2 separate regions of the Mus musculus genome follow, and region 1 is linked to region 2. The links are chromatin contacts, found by Hi-C or POLR2A ChIA-PET in ENCODE. All regions are on one chromosome and are shown on one strand. Each heading gives the region's core, a stretch centred on a gene start or an enhancer-like site at or near the end of the contact. The rest is flanking DNA. Distances are from core to core; before and after follow the strand shown.

Region 1 (6,668 bases), core at 440-2,939, 66 kb before region 2:
GAGACCCTGTCTCAAATACATACATACATACACACACACATATATATACATATACATATATATATATACATATATATGTATGTATATGTGTGTGTATACCTATATATGTATATATATATATACAAACACACATACACACGTATACACACACACACACACACACACACACACACACACACACACATATATATATATATATATATATATATATATATATATATACACACACACATATATGTATGTATATATACTATGCTATATGTTGTATTTCTTATATATGCTATATAAAATACATTATGTTATATTACATTTAGGTAACTATAGCTCTTTGAGTTAATTGTAAGCTGATTAGAATTTTTTACCCAGTTTAAAAATAATGTAGCTAATTCTTTTTTTTTTTAAGATCTATTTTTTATATATGTGAGTACACTGTCACTGCCTTCAGACACACGAGAAGAGGGCATCAGATCCCATACAGGTGGTTGTGGGCCACCATATGATTGCTGGGAATTGAACTCAGGTCCTCTGGAAGAGCAGTCAGTGCTCTTAACTGCTTTCTCTCCAGCCATCTCTCCAACCCCAATGTAGCAAATTCTTATCTACATATAATTTGTTTATATTTTGTTTCCCAATTTAAAACAAGATTTATTTTTGTTTTAAGTATATGAGGTTTTTGCCTGCATACACACAAACACACACACACACACACACACACACACACACACACATATATGCAGCATGTGTCTGTTTGGTGCCCAGACAAGAGTGTCAAATTCCCTGAACGTGGAGTTACACAGAGTTGTGAGCTGCCATTTGGGTGCTGGGAACTGAACCCAGGGGCAGCTAGTGGTGTTACTTCTGAGCCATTCCTCTAGCCCCAACATTTCCCACCCACCCACTTCTTATTTGCATGCATAACATATCCCTACAGAAAAGTTCAATTCCCCCCCCCCCCCCAAAGACTTTGTTTTTCCGCAGTAGTTTCTATTATTCCCTGGCTCTCGGTTCAGGTTGTAGTCTGCAAATGTTCTTTCCCAAGGTATATTTGATGTGTCCTCCCAACCCCCTCCTCTCCACCGCCGCCCCCACACCCCCAGCAAACATAGCTGAATACATCCACTCCCGCTGCTGCTGTCGACCTGATTCACTAAGAAAATAGGAAGAGGGTAAATGAAAAACAGTCGAGGAAGTCATAAACCAAATAAGGCAATGGGTGAGCCGCAACTGTGGGTGTAAGTTTTCCCCTTTTCTCTCTTTCAACAGGGAGACACATCATCTCTTCCTCCCACAGTTCCAGACTGTCTGCGGGCTGATGTCAGGGTTGCTCCTTCTGAGAGCCAAAAATGTTCCTTCTATTTAGCAGACAAGAATATCACCCATGGCTTCCTCTATCCTGGTTAGTGAAACTCTTCGGGAGCGGCTAGGAAGCCCTCAGTCCGCGGATGTGGCGTGTGCGTTAAACATATATTTCCCACCCAAATGACCTGCTTCGGTCTCCTAAGAGGCTGCCCAGAGGTGGCACAACGGCTTCCTTAAAGGCTAATAAATTTTTCTGCGGGAACCACAGATTAGCTGTAATCAGGCCCAGCTGTGGAGAGAGTTCAGCAGGTTTAAGTTTAATTTTACAACTGAAGGGTATTTGGAAAGAGACACAAGCATCTAAGAAAACATTATCTCTGGCACACCGCCGAAGCTGAGGTCCTCACAGAGAAGGCAGCTGCTTCGTGCAAAGGACAAAAGCTGGCCTGTCCACTTGGTTGTGTGTCCAACAGCTTTGAACTGTAAATTAACCAGCCAAAATAAATGAATTTCATGCTGTTTTTTTTTTTTTTTTTTAAAGTGAGGATGTCTCCTGGGGTCATATAAAAATCAGCGTGATTTTTTCTAAAACTAAAGTCTCCCCACCCCGCTCTGTTCATCTGGGAATGTAATTTTCACGTATTCGTGGGAATTTCAACATCAGTTTCTGGGAATGGTTTACAACTGGTATGTGACTCTGGCTGGTTTGTTTTGTTTTAAGAGACTCATGATTTAGAGACATACAGTAGAAAGAGACAATGAAAGCAAAGAACGAGTCACTGAAATCCTATTCTTACTAAAACACATTTGTTTTACAGCAATCAAAGGAACTAATGAGAGTCGATATGATGCCTTAATTACAAGTAATTTGGTCCCAATGTATAAAGAATTCAAAAGTAAGTATCTACCTTCCCCTGTCCCACACTGGGCATTAAGGGAGTGGCTCACCTATGCTGAACAAGCACTGTGCCCTAACCCATGTACTTGGCCCTGTATGCTCAGTCTGTTGCTATTCTTTATTTTGCAATAGGGTCTGGATAAGTTGACCAGGCTGACCTTGAACAAACTTTGTAGTCCAGTCAGGCCTTGAACTTGTTATCCTTTCTTCTAATCCCCCAGAATAGCTGGGGTTACAGGCTTGGTGGTGTATATGTATTAATGCTAAATTAAAAAAGCGATTCCTTGGCTGGCCAAACTAAACCTACACTTTAGAATTGCAATTTGTTATTCGCACTGAGTCATTTTATTCTGTTATTTTAAATAGGGGCACAAACACTGTGGGTGTTATTTCTTTGTGACTAACTACAATTTTGACTTGTTGCTAGAATTTGATAATTGTTTTAAGTTTTTTCTTTTTCTTTTTTTTTTTTTTTTTTTTTTGGTTTTTCGAGACAGGGTTTCTCTGTATAGTCCTGGTTGTCCTGGAACTCACTTTGTAGACTAGGTTGGCCTCGAACTCAGAAATCCTCCTGCCTCTGCCTCCCAAGTGCTGGGATTAAAGGCGTGCGCCACCACACCTGGCTTAAGTTTTTTCTTAATCCTTACCTGTTAAGAGCTATTGATAGAGCGAAATTTTATTAACATTCACCATAAGTGAAAAAAATGTAAATGTCTGTTTCCAGAATGATAATTAGTAAGATAGTACCTGTGGTCTGAAGATTATTAATAATCACTGTTGAAGGAATTTGGAGACATATTTGCTCTAATAAAATGATAAAAAGTTCTCATCAACATGGCTGCTTATTTTAGTTGCATAACTATCTTGTAGAATTATCCAATCACCATGGGCAATTACTGGAGTGGAATGTGGTGCTATTTAAATGCACCAACAATAGAAAATATTTGCACATTCAGTAAAATCAGATATTTTCACATATCTCATTTTTTCACTTTTAGAAATGTGGGACTACTTCCATGAGGTTCTTCTTATAAAATATGCTATAGAAAGAAATGGACTGAATGTGGTTAGTGGACCCATCTTTGATTATAATTATGATGGCCATTTTGATGCTCCGGATGAAATCACACAGTAAGTAATTTAATTTTTGATTTAGCAATAGATTATCATAAAGGAAAATCTCAACTTGAACTAGATACTGTGCAATCTCACTATCATATAGTATATGCATAGCATGTTTATATTCAGTTGCTATGATGCCAGTTTTCAATTTAAACTACCTAAATGTTTAGCTGAAAAGATTTATATGGCCAGAACTTAAACTAATGGTTTCCAGGTAAAGTTTAACAAAAAAATTTTATTGGAAAATTTATAAAATGTAAACAAAGACAATATGAGATTTTTCTGGAGGAAATGTAGAGTCTGAGCCATCAATAAATATAGAATCAAACCAACTATTACCAGAAAAAACCAAGTACAGACTAAGCTTACCTTAGTACATATCACAGATACAGTGGACAATCCACAAAATAGTTTCAATAGAGGATGCAAGTAGACTTCAGTAGAAAACCAGCCAAACAAACTGTACACCTTAATACTAAACCCATTACAGCAGGCTGCTACTAAGCACTTTTCCACTTTAGTGTCTTTCAGTACTAGGCTTTTCCAGAGAGGAGTCCCATTGCTTCTTTTATTATCAAATGTCAAAAGGATAAAAACAGAACAGCTGCAGGATCCCAGCCTAGAGTAGGGAAAGCCCCAGTTTCTACTGAGACCTCTTGATAAAGTAAACCTTACACGAGGTGTACAGCCACCTCACACGAGGTGTACAGTCAGCCCCAGGCTTCTCCAGCTCTTTCCTGTCACCGTTCTTTGACTTTGAGGCAAGGTCAAAGGTAGCACAGGCTGGCCTTGAACTTACTATGGTGCCGAGGATATATTTGAAATCCCGTTCCTCTTACTTCTGTATCCCCGGTGCTGGATAGGATGGTGGTGCCACCCATCACACCTGGCTTTTGTTTGATTGTATAGTAGGTTCTACGTCGTGGTCTCATCACCTGCTAATTTTAACTAATATTTTGAGAACTCTTTCTTACATGCTAGGCAGTTTTCTAAGCATTTACGTAGGCTTTGTTAATCTACAAAACAACTTGATGTCTGGTTCCATTATTAGCTCCGAGTCAGAAAAGAGGAAACCAGGGCTAAGAGAGGTTAAGTAGCTTGTTTGATAGGTTTTTCCCCAATTGGCAAAGCCAGAATGGAGATGCAGACAGTCTGAATCCATATGTTGCTGCCTATAGGAGCTCACAGGTTTCCAGTAGTAGGGTCCACAGATACCTTTATCTTCTCTCAAAACTTTTTTTTTTCCAGACAGGGTTTCTCTGTATAGCCCTGGCTGTCCTGGAACACTGCTTCCCAAGTGCTAGGATTAAAGGCGTGCGCCACCACCGCTCGGCGCTCAAAACTTTTAATGTGTGCATTCGTGTTTGTTAGTAGAAAGACAACCAGCACACCATCAGTTGTCTGGGTCTACTCCTAGGTGGACCCCGTGGATACTTCCATATTAAAGTTGGTTAAATGGGGGTCTTAGGGGAGCAGATGATCTACCTGTGCAGCAGAAGTACACAGCCATAAGAGACGGGATCCTTTGTTCTTAGCACTGACTCCATTAGAAGACACCCCACTGAAGTATGAAGCCAAGGGACTTGGGAAACACAGGGCAGAATTCCATGGGCTTTCTTTGTGTCCTAATGGTTTGCTGTAATGTTAGAATGACCGTACTATAGATTGTGACTAGAGCTCATTGACATGGAAGTCATAGATGATAAAGCTATACTTTCCACACAATCTGTACTTTCCTCCTAGTCCTTCACCTTGCCATTTCCTTAATGCCAAGCTATAAAACAAAAAGACATTTGTAATGGGGTCAAATTATGTCAATTATGTTTTCAGATATGTAGCTGGCACTGATGTCCCTATCCCAACACACTACTTTGTGGTGCTGACAAGTTGTAAAGACCAAACCCACACACCCGACAGCTGCCCTGGGTGGCTGGATGTCCTGCCCTTCATCGTCCCTCACCGGCCCACCAACATAGAAAGCTGTTCTGTGAGTATTCCTGGAGAACCTGGGGCCAGAAAACGATTATTCATATCTCATCTGAGCTGTCATAAAAGCTGTTCTATCTAAAACATATAGTTCTGTTCTTTGTGGGTAGAGTTCTATAGATGTATGGTCTATAGAATTAATATTAAACGCGCATCTGCATATGTAAACAAGTATTTATCTATGAATATGTGTGTGTGGTTGATACTCACTAGGGTAATTAAAGTTTGAAAATACAAACCAGCACTATATACCGTATACTGACATGTAGTAACAGTTTAAAAACCGTTGAGATTCATCCTGACTTAATCAAGTTAGTAATATTAGATCTGTACCTAGGAACAAAAAGATAACTACCTAAATGATACTTCTTTTGAAATATTGCGTCTAGGGGCTGGGGAGATAGCTCCATTGATATGCGCTTTCCAGACAAGTGTGATGACCTGAGTTCACCGTGAATGGTGTGTCGTACACACACAATCCCAATATGGGTGGGGGGGAGGTAGGGGGGCTGGGGTGACAGCACAGTGGGTAGGAGTTTATAGTGAAGAGTATTTCTTCTAGGACTTTTGCTTGATTAAACAAAATTTAGTTGTATCAAATGAAGAGCCAAGGAAATAAAAAAAAAATCACAAACCGGACAGTAGTAAAATGTCTCTATGCCAGTGGAAAGATACACCACGGGGAAAATGGTTTTGCGTTTCATTTCTCAGGAAAACAAGACCGAGGACCTTTGGGTTGAAGAGAGGTTCCAAGCACACGCCGCCCGGGTCCGAGATGTGGAGCTCCTCACTGGCCTTGACTTTTATCAGGAGAAAGCACAGCCCGTCTCTCAGATTTTGCAACTAAAGACGTATCTGCCCACGTTTGAAACCATTATTTGAATGAATGGATGTATAAAGCCATTTGACAAAATGGGGACATTTCCTGTCAAAAAAAAAAGTTATAAAATAAAATTTTCTATTTTTCCTTAACCTTTAGAGTCATACTATACATTTTCATTACAATCTGTCTTATTCATTTCTATAGACATTAGAAGACATTTCATTTAATTTTATTTATTCTTCTGCCCTCCTCCCCTTGTATATACACATATGTGTGCTAGTGCCCAAGGAGGCTGGAAGAGGGCGGGCGCAGAGTCCTATAGAGCTGGTGACATTTGTCAGTATTTGGCAGAAACGCATGGTGTTGATTTGTGTGTACTGAGCCACAGTGCTCACAAGGATGAGCTGGTGGCTACAGACTCTGCTCTGTACACCAGCCTTTTCCCTTTGCAATGGATGCCTTCGTGTGTGAAGACTACTGAGAGCCTCCAGTCTATGTGTAGGTTGTTCCCAGCGTGATCACTAAGATACAGCAATGAAT
Region 2 (6,227 bases), core at 1,403-3,902:
AAAATCTTTTCCATTCTTAGAGGACCATCTCTGCTATTGTGCTAAGTTGAGTCCTTAGCCCCAGAAGCCGATGATTTGGACCTAGAGACCAAACACTGAAATTTCACATTTGGTTTACTTGGAAAAGCCATGTTGATTTTTTTTGTTTTGTTTTGTTTTTTTAAAGATTTATTTATTTATTATATGTAAGTAAGTACACTGTAGCTGTCTTCAGACACACCAGAAGAGGGCATCTGATCTCTTTACAGATGGTTGTGAGCCACCATGTGGTTGCTGGGATTTGAACTCCGGACCGCTGGGAGAGCAGTCAGTGCTCTTAACCACTGAGCCATCTCTCCAGACCCACGTTGATGTTTTGTGTGCCATGATCTTATTATACTTTGGAATAAGATGCCTCGGCCCTGAGAACTCAGAGTAAACAAGACTGAGGCAAGACTTTATCAAAGGCTGTGTAATGTGTGTGGGTAAACAACCTGAACGGCGTGCTGGACACGGTTGTACTCTTCTGATTTTAGAAGTTTAATTAGGTTTTCATAACTACCTATAAAACCCCATGGTGCAGGCTAGGCATCAACACAGGGCAGAAGCCACATCCTGGTGGCCTGTTTCCCAGGTCCACCCTGCAGATGGGCTACATTGTGTTTGGTTTCAAAAGTGTTTAAAGACTCTGTGTGTGTGTGTGTGTGTGTATGTACAAGATTTCTAGAAAACTCACAAAAAGATTTAAATTTCCTTCTTGTTTTTAAAAACTCTGAGTCTCCACCTTAGACATATAATCCTTGGCAACTGTTGCTAAGAGGCCAACTTGCTCTCTTTCTGTCTTGTCTACAGAGGGCTGTATCAGTCTTTAATGCTTCCTGGCTGTCCTCAGCTGCTTGAGACATTGTAACCTTGCAGACAGCATTGGCTTTTCCAATGAGGACAGTAGAAACGTCATTAATTGCTTTGGGTTGCTGACAATACACTTATTCGATTTTTCTTTTACACTCAAGGCCGCTTTGGAAACTGTCTGTTGAGCGCTTTTAGAAAATTTGACGTGTATTTGGCCAGTTTCAGTGGAGTAAAACTTTGGCCTTCCATCTGGTTTATGGAAACATTCAAATAATAAAAAAAAAAAAACAACCCAGAACCAAGTTTGGGGTAAAAAGTATGTTTGAGTATGAAATGGTGGACCTGTTTCTAGTGGGTGGTTTGTAATGTAGTGATAATAATAAAAAATAAACTAAAGATTGCTTTTGAGGGTGGCCTTTTCTCCTGCTGTCACTCATTGGTCCTACTGTGTGGCTTGGGTATCTATATGCAGACCCTTCTCTCTACGGTTTAATCCTACTCTAGCCCCTTGCTGACTCACCCCATACTATATATACATATATGCATATATATGAAAATGTTCACATTTTAATACATATGGCATTCAAAATGTTGATTCATTATTAAATGTCTGAATGAATGAAGTCAGAACAAATTGAAAGTGTTCACATTGTTTTAATTTATTTTTACCTCTCTTTATCTCTCTGTGTGTGTGTCTCTCTCTCTCTGTATGTCTGTGTTCCGGTTTGTATCTGCACACATGCATGAAAGTGGAAGTCAGAACTACCAATGGTTGTCATTCGTCTGAAGCCCAGCTCACCTTTTTCTGGGACCCTTTCTTATTAGCCTTGAACTTAGCAAATAGGCTAGGCTGGCTGGCTGGCCATCCCTGGGATCCATATGCCTTTGCCTCCTACTTTGGGATTACAAGCTCAGGCTACAGGGTTTTTGGAGTCTGGGATTTGCCCTTAGAATCTCATGCTTGCGAATACCAGAACTTTACCTGTTGATTGCCCTCCCCAGTCCGTGCTGACAGTTTGAGAGGGGACAAACCCAATTTACACCCGTTAAACTTCAAAAGTGAATGTGATATAATGTGATGTATATAAACAAAGCAGGTAAGGGATGTCTTGTTAATTTGTGATTTTTCTTAGTCACTGTGTTCAGTCACATTGCTTCTGCTTTTGGGTTCTGGGAGGTGTGGTTTTGCTGATGGGAAGGAGTGTAAAGCTGAAGAATCAAAGGTGAAACAAATCCCATCAAGAATTAAAGCCTACTGCTCACGTTCTGTTTTAAAAATAAGCTCATCACATAGAGTTAGAGTCTTGATTCTGCTCATCAATTAAAGTGCTGACTTCGGAGAAGCAAGACACAGACACCCGGAAGCCTCCGGAAGTCTAAAATAGCTAATATGTAAATATAATAGGATAGCAACCCCGGACGCCACACATCCCATATGTGTGTTTGTGCAAACCCATCAGTGTTGTGTAAACCCCGTGCCCCACGTTTAGCAGCTCCAGGTAGAGAATTTTCGTTTGCACTTGTGGGAGAAAAAGAAAGTCACCTCCCCACGCGCTCGTTTGCATTTCCCTGGTCAAAGCAGGTCTGCTCCCGGCCACCGGTGTCCGGCCTTTGAGACCTCGGGGGTCGCTGCATCCTCTCACTTTTGGGGCTCCAAGATCTCACACTCTTTGCAGACCACACAGCGATTCCAGTCCAGTCCTCGTTGGGCTACGCGGGGGGATTCCGCAAGGGTTCGTAGGGTGCCACGATCGCGGGCGGGGACAGGGTTTGGGGTGGAAGTTAAAGACACGCCCACGTCAGGGACCCAAAATAGCCCACGCGCCCAGGGCCCGAAATCAGACAGGAAGCCAAATACCCGGGGCGTTGAGCGGCTCGGGCCGGAGCGCTGGCCGAGGGCTGGGAGCCAAGGGTCTGGCGGGGGCGGCGCGGGGCGGGGCGGGGCTGCGAGCCTATTAAAGCTCGGCCCGCGGGGGCAGAGCGGGGCGATGGAGCGCGACGGCGACCAGGCAGGGCACGGGCCCCGGCACGGGTCAGCGGGAAACGGTCGCGAGCTCGAGTCACCAGCCGCGGCTTCGCTGCTCGCGCCCATGGACCTAGGAGAGGAGCCGCTGGAGAAGGCGGAGCGTGCCCGCCCTGCCAAAGACCCCAACACCTACAAAGTGCTGTCGCTGGTAGGTCGGTGCTTGCCGCGACCCGACACCCGGGAGGGGCGAGAGCGAGCAGGTCGGCACCCGGCATGGGAGAGCGTGGGCGCCTCCTGCGCCGGCACCGGGTGACCTGCAGGGTCCTTACCCCTCTCCCAGCAGGAGCAGGCTGCTAAAATAGTCACCTTGACATACCGTCCTCTTCCCCCAGAGAATACAGGACATTTGGAGGCGGAAACAAAAAATCGGCTAGTCTTAGGATAGCGCAGCGATGTTTGTAGTCTTTTAGGTGGCGTAGGTCAGGGTACAGGTGGTGCTCGTGGCTTTAGGTGAATTTATTGCAGTTGAAAGATTTATCACAGCTTTTGAAAGTATCGGGAACTTTAGAAAACACCCATGCTTGGCTCTGTAGTGGTATTTCCAGACAGTTATTTAGAAGCCCCATTGACGTTCATGTTTATGTGACTGGGAAGAGGCCCGGGATTCATTGCCCACTCTTTGAACCACAGACAGCGCTGTTTGTGTGTTGCCCGGAGGCACAGTTGCCTGCTATATCCCTCTGCTCTTCTGTTAGACCAGTTGTAGCATCCACAACCAACTTCTGGAAACAGGACGCCGATTTTCACTCGGGATCTTCCTTGGGTCAGAAAGGCTGAGTCCTGTGTGGTGGTTCTAAGTATTGGTGGGGACTTCCATTATTCTTCTCAAGCTCCGCTGTGTTGTGTTAAAATGAGAGCGCATAGCATAGTTTCAATGGGACTGACTGCGGGAAATAAATTCAGAACTGAAGGAGGAGGTAGTTAGTTATTTTATAGTACGTGCAAACCACAGCTTTCTGTGACTAGCACACCCTAAAACATATTCTTACACATTCTGGCTTGAGCGCTGTTTTGTGGAAAAATCTTTCCGATGTTTAAAGTCTCCTTTTGACATCATTTCCATTTCCACTGTTCTTAGGTTCTATGCAGACACCGTAGCACTTTGAGAACCAGAATCCCGAGACTTAAGGGATGGTGTCATATCCTTAGTTTTTTAAAAATAAGTCTGAGGTTCAAAGAAGTCTCCCAAACCGCAGGCGGCTGTCTCCCAGGATATAATTTTGTATCGTATGTCACTCATATGATATTGATGGGCATTTAGTGAGTTTGAGTCTAGTAAGACTTTTTGTTGTATGTTTTTTAATGGAAGATCGCAATTGTTACAGGACTACTTAAATTATTGAGTTTCAGTACTCTTACCTACTGTGAGATACTCAATGAAGACACACTGAATGTTTATGAAATTGTAAGGCATATTTATAAACTTACTATAAGTCATTGAAGGGTTTCCAGTTATTGAATTCAGTTTTACTCATTTGCATACAGGCCCACAATAGATGTCAGCACAGGTCCACCTGTAGATCACAGAGTTTTCACTCTGACACCTGCGGTCGCTTGGTTGGCCAGTATTCCAGCATTACAAACGGCTCTGATGGCACACTTCAGAAATTGCTGCATGCCCTAGAATCTCCTCAAACAGATCAACTATGAATATTTGGTATATTTGGTTACGGCATATTTTATGAATTAGAACAAATTCTTGTCTCAGATAATTTTTAGATATTTATATATTTTTAGTTTATGTGTGTGACTGTTTAGCATATATGTGTGAATATATTACATATATAATTTATATAAATATATATTATACACACACACACACACATATATATAAATATCCCCCACTCCAGCTGTCCAATGTTCTCAACAGAGGCCCAGAGTAATGTAATAGTTCCTCCAATTCCATTGTATGTATGCACACACATGAACACGCACACACATATATACATATGTATATACATATATGTATACATGTGTGTATGTTTGTATACCTTGTGTGTGTGTGCCTGGTACCCACAGAGGCCAGAAGAGGATGTTGGATTCCTTGGAACTGTAGTTTACAGATGGTTGTGAGCCACTATGTGGGTGCTGGGGACTGAACCTGGGTCCTCTGTAGGAGCAACAAGGTACTTACCTGTTGTGCCATCTCTCCAGCTGCAGCTTTATGTCTTTTGATGGACTCCAGAGAGGCATAAAATATAAGCCGCTTCTCACTGGAGCTCTTAGTTCAGGACTCAGCTGGAAGTGAAACCTATTTTTTCTCTTTTCCTCCTCTACTTTAATAACCCTCTATCAGAAGCCCTCAAAGGAATTTGACGACTGTCATCAAAGAGCTCTGGGACATGTTTTCGAGAGACAGCCTTAATTATTGGATTTATCTTGTTTCTTTTTTCAGATTAAGCATCAGCACATTTTGTATGAAGTTGAAGAATCAGGTTGGACTAATTGCATCCTGGGGTTAGGATCAGGGAGGCCCCCCACTCCCTGGCCACAGGATTCTAATCGGACAGGATAATCACAGGGCTGCTTGCAGGGGGAGGATGAAGTAGTGATGATACGATCGTGTGCTTTTCTTAGATTTTCTCTAATTAGTGAAAAGAATGTAGTTACATCAGAGTCAACGGAGAATGGGGATCTCGTCCTAGCCTTGCTTGCCTGGGTGATGCTTCATCTCAGGACTTTCTGCCTAGGTACTCAGCAGGTCTAAGGAAACAGCAAGAGAGAAAAACAGGCACTGCTCTCAGTGTCCTCTGTGACGTACGTGTGTTAGCATTCCCTGGCTGCGTTGAACTACGTTGATAATTAAGTTGCCAAGGGAAAAGGCTGAGCAGATCGTGGTATGAAATCAGGGTAGCAGAGGTTCCGGTACATTACTTTGGGCCTCTGCTGAGAGCGCTGGGTGTTGGAGGGGGAAATGAGGATGGATGAGCAAACACAGATGGAGCCTAGGATCCCACAGTCCCCTTTGACTGAACACCATCCATGACCCACGAATCTCCCACGAGGTAGATTCTAGAATCTCCCACCTCCTGATAGCACTGCCCTGTGGACTAAGAGTTTTATCTCATGAAGCTTTGGGTAGATATTTGCAATCTGAAGTATAGCAGTTACATATGAAATGCCCTTGCCTAGGTCCAGATCAAGTTTGAACTGAAATATTCACTCCTAAAGTTGGGCTCAGGTATTTATCTAAAATACCATTGCTCCCCATTCTAGTTCTAAAAGGACTAGTAGCTTTCAAGTAGTTTGCAGTGTGAGCTCTAGTAGATCTTCTAAAGCATTACTCCCGTTAAAGAGCTCTTTCTAAGAGGTAGAAGTTGGCCTTGGTCTAGCTAGACTAGGGTTAATTCTCTAGCTTCTTCCCTCTTCC

The links. A loop is a pair of places that touch in the nucleus more often than their neighbours do. ChIA-PET counts read pairs that join two places held with the same protein, here RNA polymerase II (POLR2A).
Region 1: a loop to region 2 is called in a map of gastrocnemius, with 2.4 times the contacts of the local background. The contact joins the enhancer-like site here to the promoter of Enpp1 in region 2. A Hi-C loop is called at or near these places in 1 of 37 maps with a recorded cell type or tissue (gastrocnemius). POLR2A ChIA-PET finds 5 or more read pairs at or near these places in 1 of 5 experiments (Patski).

Annotation. Positions count from the first base shown.
Region 1 is chr10:24,773,421-24,780,088 of GRCm38, reverse strand. Enpp3 (ectonucleotide pyrophosphatase/phosphodiesterase 3) reads left to right here. Exons shown (of 25, transcript NM_134005.2): 21 at 1,264-1,396; 22 at 2,118-2,195; 23 at 3,196-3,328; 24 at 5,150-5,306; 25 at 6,017-6,275. The coding sequence ends at 6,187. Among named protein-coding and RNA genes, the nearest start is that of Enpp3, 59 kb to the left of the region's middle. Within about 2 kb of position 1,689, at least 1 of the 3 ENCODE cell types and tissues checked has a DNase peak (open chromatin) inside an H3K27ac peak, as active enhancers do; it is gastrocnemius, where a contact is called at or near this core.
Region 2 is chr10:24,708,584-24,714,810 of GRCm38, reverse strand. Enpp1 (ectonucleotide pyrophosphatase/phosphodiesterase 1) reads left to right here and starts at 2,652. Exons shown (of 25, transcript NM_008813.4): 1 at 2,652-3,005. The coding sequence starts at 2,820.